2 separate regions of the Homo sapiens genome follow, and region 2 is linked to region 1. A link is an interaction called in ENCODE POLR2A ChIA-PET data of the cell type or tissue named here. Cell type or tissue: PC-3. All regions are shown on one strand. Each heading gives the region's core, and the rest is flanking DNA. Links, peaks and the distances in the headings are about the cores only. Region 1 has its middle 45 kb from the start of FAM184A. Region 2 overlaps FAM184A (family with sequence similarity 184 member A).

What was found. Peaks named below come from ENCODE experiments on the same cell type or tissue, not always from the same donor. Only the 100,000 strongest peaks of a DNase experiment are listed, where the experiment ranks them.
Region 2: POLR2A ChIA-PET joins it to region 1 with 12 read pairs; 2 of 35 experiments call an interaction of 5 or more read pairs at or near these places.

What each region holds. Positions count from the first base shown.
Region 1 is chr6:119,121,945-119,124,868 of GRCh38, reverse strand. It overlaps a transcript of FAM184A not described here. Among named protein-coding and RNA genes, the nearest start is that of FAM184A, 45 kb to the right of the region's middle. In PC-3, for the core only: no CTCF peak of the experiment used is centred there; no DNase peak of the experiment used is centred there; H3K27ac peaks cover 561 bases.
Region 2 is chr6:119,035,451-119,038,374 of GRCh38, reverse strand. All of the region lies in intron 1 of FAM184A (family with sequence similarity 184 member A), which reads left to right. Among named protein-coding and RNA genes, the nearest start is that of MIR548B, 32 kb to the left of the region's middle. In PC-3, for the core only: no CTCF peak of the experiment used is centred there; no DNase peak of the experiment used is centred there.

The sequences.
Region 1 (2,924 bases), core at 308-2,807:
CATGAAAGCTAAAAACAAATGTTGTATTATAAAGTTTCTGAGGTTGTATCTACTTGGAATATACAGATTAATAATTGTTACCAAAAGTACTTTAAAGATATAAAAAAAAAAAATTAGGGCCATAGTTTATTTGATCTTCTAATTGGGTGTTTGTTCATGACTTAATGTCTTTTCACGTTTTATTAGATTTGCCAGATGGAAAAAAAGACCTCTACTACCAGGTTGTAACTTCCTTATTATACCCATTATCATTTAGATGAACCCTTTGTAAGCAATGATTTCAGCATGACTCATTTTAACAGCATATAATGGTCTTTTTAATAGAGTATGAGAAGGCTTTTACACCCCCAGGTAAAATTTTATAAATAAATGTAGATTTTTAAAATTATAATTACAATTACTGGCAGAAAGTTAAAGCCAATGGGATAGTTATAATCATTATTGCCTTGATTTAAACATTTAAGAGATGCCTTATAAGTTTCAACATAACTCTACAATTTACATAAAACATTGCCAGTCAATAAAAGTTGTTGAACTTACAAGAAGAATGTTGATACTGTAAAGCTATTTACATAGTTGACATATATAAGAAGTTTTCAAGGCTAAGAACTAGAGTAAGAGCAATGCTGCCAGAATTTAAGTTGTTTGAGGCCAGATAATTAAACCAAATGAAACAAAAGATAAAAATCCTTTGAACTAAAATATTTCTTTAGCTGTCATCTTTAACTGCATAAATACTGATTGGCTAAGACTATGAATAACTGAGAATATTTTAAATTTAAAAAAAGAATAAAATGAGAAATTTCAAAGTGGATATTATAACCAGCAACATAGAGTTCCATAAATAGCAATAGTCACTATGTTTTGGGAGTGTGCAAAGTTGTATCTTGGAGTGTGCTTTGTAAATGTTTGTGTCTGAAGATGTATCTAAACTTGCATTTTACAACTGTAATGTAATGGCACAATCAGCAAATGGCTAACTTCAAATTTAAAATAGAGTAGAGAGGAAACAAATGTTTCTGAATATATTTCTCTACAGTATATAACTGTCCATATTTATTTCTTAAGATTCTGTGACCCAAACACCTATACATACTGCAAATAGCATAAACAGCAATCAACTTGTCAACATAAACAATGGTAAACTAAAAATAAAACTCCAAGCCTCCAACGGACTGAATGGATCATCTCTTTGCCAAGGGGACCCCTGAGTAACGTTGAAAACAGAGTTCTCGGCCCTGATGGGAGCCGGGGTCAGACTCCCTTCCTTGCCAACCATGATTGGGCTTTCTTCCCTAAGGGCCTAACAGAACTCAACACTTTCAAAAGTTAAAGCCAATGGAATAGTTATAATCATTATTGGCTTGATTTAAACATTTAAATCATGTTTAAAATCATGTTACCCCTGACGTGAACCAACCACCCAACACTGCCCCTACTGTTTTTGTTTTTGTTTGTTTGTTTGTTTTTTGGTATTTTTGAGATGGAGTCTCACTCTGTCGCCCAAGGTAGAGTGCAGTGGCATGATCTCGGCTCACTGCAACCTCCACCTCCCAGTTTCAAGTGATTCTCCTGCCTCAGGCTCCCTAGTAGATAGGATTACAGGCCTACACCACCAGGCCCGGCTAATTTTTATATTTTTAGTAGAGATGGGGTTTCACCATGTTGGCCAGGCTGGTCTCAAAATTTCTGACCTCAAGTGATCTGCCCACCTCCACTTCCCAAAGTGCTGGGATTACCGGTGTGAACCATCCCCCCGCCTGCCCCTACTGTTTTGCCTGAGACCACAGACCATGGAGTGGTTCTGGCCAGTCCATGGAGAATGCACAGTAAGGGTTTTCATGTCCTCTGCTTCACTTTGTGACATTAGAGGACTGAAAACTCCACCCTCAGATCACTGCCTTTTTTTTTTTTTTTTTTTTTTTTTTTTTTTTTTTTTTTTTTCAGACAGGGTCTTCCTCCGTTGCTCAGGCTGGAGTACAGTGGCATGATCTCGGCTTACTGCAACCTCCACCTCCCAGGTTCAAGCAGTCCTCCCACCTCAGCCTCCCGAGTAGCTGGGACCCGAGTAGATGCATGCTACCATGCCCAGCTAATTTTTGTATTTTTTGTAGAGCCAGGGTTTTGCCATGTTGCCCAGGTCGGTGTTGAACTCCTGAACTCAAGCAATCCACCCCCTTCAGCCTTCCAAAGTGCTGGGATTACAGGCAGGAGCCACCGCGCCCCTCCCAATGCCATTTTTTGAACATGGAGAAGAAGCAGGAAGCTCAGTTGTGCATGTGCACGTTTCTCCTTTCATAAATATTCATGACTCCTTTTACAGCTTATTGAATATGTATGTTTGACCTCTCTACTTGGCATACATTCCTGTTCCTTTTGCCCTCCTCTGAAGTATCTGTTTCTGGCTTCTGGCCACAGACTATGCTTCCCAGACTGTCAGAAAGGCCACCTTGCTGGCTACAACCCTTTGTAAAAAATAAAGTCTCCTCTTCTACTCTTCTAAATTGATAAATTGTATTTTTTTTAAGTTAACACAGCAGAGGCATAAAAAAGGAGCTTGCTCTTGTTAGACCAACAATATCTGAATTCCTCTAGAAACCCTATTAATGCAAGACATTCCCTTCAGAGGCCTTTTTCCGCTTCTCCCTGACCACTAAGGCTGGAGGTCCAGAATGGAGAGGGCTGTCTCTGTAGTGCTTCTAGAAAGATCTATATCCCCACAGAGAAAGAGCAGTAGCACTCCAAAGAGATGGATTAATTAATTCACTCTGATAGAAAAGAGTTGCACTAAAAAGTTCCAAGCTGGTCATGGTGGCTCCTGCCTGTAATCCCAGCACTTTGGGAGGCCGAGGTGGGAGGACTGCTTGAGGCCAGGAGTTTGAGACCACCCTGGCCAACAACTGCATCTCTATAAAAATAAATAA
Region 2 (2,924 bases), core at 191-2,690, 86 kb after region 1:
GAATGCCTTAGCAATCTGAGAATGCAGCCCAGTAGGTTTCAGCCTCATTTTACTCAGCTCCTATTTAAGATGAAGTTGCTCAGGTTCAATTGCCTCTGACACTCTGTGTCCAGCATCCCCAAGCCTACAGTTTCTTTAGCTCATTTTCTCTATTTGTTTGTTTGTTTATTTTTTTTACTAGTGTAGGAGAGATTACTGTCCTGTCTGCTTGATTCAGGTGACAGCTGGGGGTTTAACTGCCCTTTGCAAACTAGAAAACAACCTCCTGTTATCAGCCTCTTATCTCGGCTCCCCACCTGCTCCTCTTGTGTTTCTAGGGCTGTGCTGGACAAGTCAAATTTCTTCTTAGTGATTTTTCTCTCTCTCAACACTAAGGTTTTACCTTCTTGTATTCTGACAAATTATTTCGTATTTCCTCATTTGCTTTCTGTCCTCACATATTGAGATTCAGGTAAAGATGCCTCGTAGATAAAACTTTATCCAAGATAAGAGTTTACCTTTTTCTTATTTTCTTTTTTGCTTTGGACTGCTTTTCAAGAAGAGAAAAAGGTAGTTTTTGACTTCATTTTCTTGCTTGTTGATTTTCTAAAGTAAAATTTTGAAGGTTGAAACTTATCAGTGTCTTCTGTAGTATAAAACGCAAAAAGAAATGGCTTTGCCAATGCTTAGCAAATATTATTTTTACGTATTCTAAATTAAGTTATACTACCACAATTAACCTATGTGACTGTTATTTTATTATTAATTTTTCTTTTTTATTTGTTATTGGATGTTGTCATTTTTTATTCCAAAGGGCAAAACACAGTTTTGGTGTTGCCATCTCATTCAAGAATATTGATGGTGTTTGTATTGGTTAGATAGCAAACAGTGAAGGCATGTTATCAGAATAAACCAATGAACTATTATCAAAGCCAGGTGTAGTGGCACATGCTTGTAGTCCCAGCTACTCAGGAGGCTGTGGCAATAGATCACTTGAGCCCAGGAGTTCAAGGCCCAGCCTGGGCAACATAGTGAAGCCCTGTCTCTTAAAAAACTTAAAAACAAACAACAACAACAAAAAAACCCCTCACAACTGCTATCCTTTTGTCCTGCTGTCAAACTATGATATTTAATTGACTGTAAGATGAACCCTGATTTAAGAAATGTTCAAATGTGAAAGAAAAAAATCTGTCTTAGAACCATTGCCTAGTACCATTGTAGGCATACAAACAGAAAAATATACAGAGATTCTAAATCTTAAAATTACTATAAAGACACTTTTTCCAGTTAAATTTCAGGGACAAATTAATAACTAGGAAGTTTTTAACTTTAACTGACATTCCATGGCACTCATTCTCTCAGTGTCCAGGATTATTGGGCCACACCAACCACAAAAATCATTCACATTTTGTGCCTTAACTGAAGTTGCTTTCCTCGTAGTTCTTGACAACTGACTTTGCCCTTTTATGCCTTTCTAATTACTGCAATCTTTATCCAGTTCTTTCTACTGAAAACTTATTATGCCATGTCACAGTATTCTGTACTATACAGCTTGACACTTAATATATATTATCTAAAAATTGTCTGCCATTATATTTTATGCCAAAATAAAAATATGTTTTATTTTGAGCAGGTCTATTTTGAGAAAGATTAAGAACATTCATACTTTTCTTTGCCAGAATGCATATAAAAAAGTACTGAGCATTCACAAAATGTTTGTTGTTTTGATTTTTGTTGTTGTTGAAGTATGGTAGCACAGATCCCATTGCACAGATCCTGAATCATAGCTGTATAGTAGGACTTCTGCTTGCTGTTTGAGAATTCAAGTTAAATCTGGGGAAACAGATGTATTCCACATTACCATACACAAAGATACCTCCAACATTATTAGACTTTATCAATATTTTCCAAAAGATTTCCCAGCAATAATTATAGAATCATACAGCGAGGAAATATATCTTTAAAGACAATTTCCCAATGCAATTGGATTTTAAAGTTCTTTTAAAATTAGAGTTTTATAGTGCCCTTGGCTTAAGTAAAATCCAAATGAGCTCCTTTTGTGAACTGTCTTGTAAATGTTTCATTTGGACACACATCTGTTGCTGACATTCATTTGATTACATAATGTACGAAGAATGGCTTTTGTCTTTTGATTTTCCTTTCTAGTTAAAAAAAAAAAGACACTGGACCGAGGGGAAAAAAAGACGTGAATCATTTATGGGGCTGAACTATTCTGTGTAGGTAGCATTTGTTCCCATTCTATTCACGTTGAACTCCAGATCTTCAGTGCATCTCTCTAGTAGATCCTGTTCTAGTCATTAATAGGAAATAGATAAGTGACTCAATATTTTATATTAATATGGTGTCAACGAAAAGAGTCAAACTCTGTAAAATATTTGAAAAGATGTATTCTGAGCCAAATATGAGTGACCAATGTCCCCTGACATAGCTCCAGGAGATCCTGAGAACATATGCCCAAGGTGGTCGGGCTATAGCTTGGTTTTATACATTTTAGGGTGGCATAAAACATAAATCAGTACACGTAAGATGTACGTTTGTTCCATTGGGAAAGGTGCGACAACTTGAAAGGAGGGTGACAGGGTGGGGGTTTCTGGTCATAGGTGGATTCAAAAAAAATTTTTTTTGGCAGCTGGTTAAAAGCGTTGTTACCTAAAGACCTAGGAGTGTCTGGGTTAAGATAAGGTTGTGGAGACGAAGGTTTTATCATGCAGATGAAGCCTCCAGGTGGCAGGCTTCAGAGCTCTTATCAGACCTAAAAAGATACCAGACTCTTAGTTAATTCTCTCCCGGATCAGGGAGAACACCTGGAAAGGGAGGGGGATTCTCCACACAATGTAGATTTTCCCCACAAGAGACAGTTTTGCAGGGCCATTTCAAAATATGTCAAATAAATATATTTTGGAGTGAAATACTTCAGTTTCTTT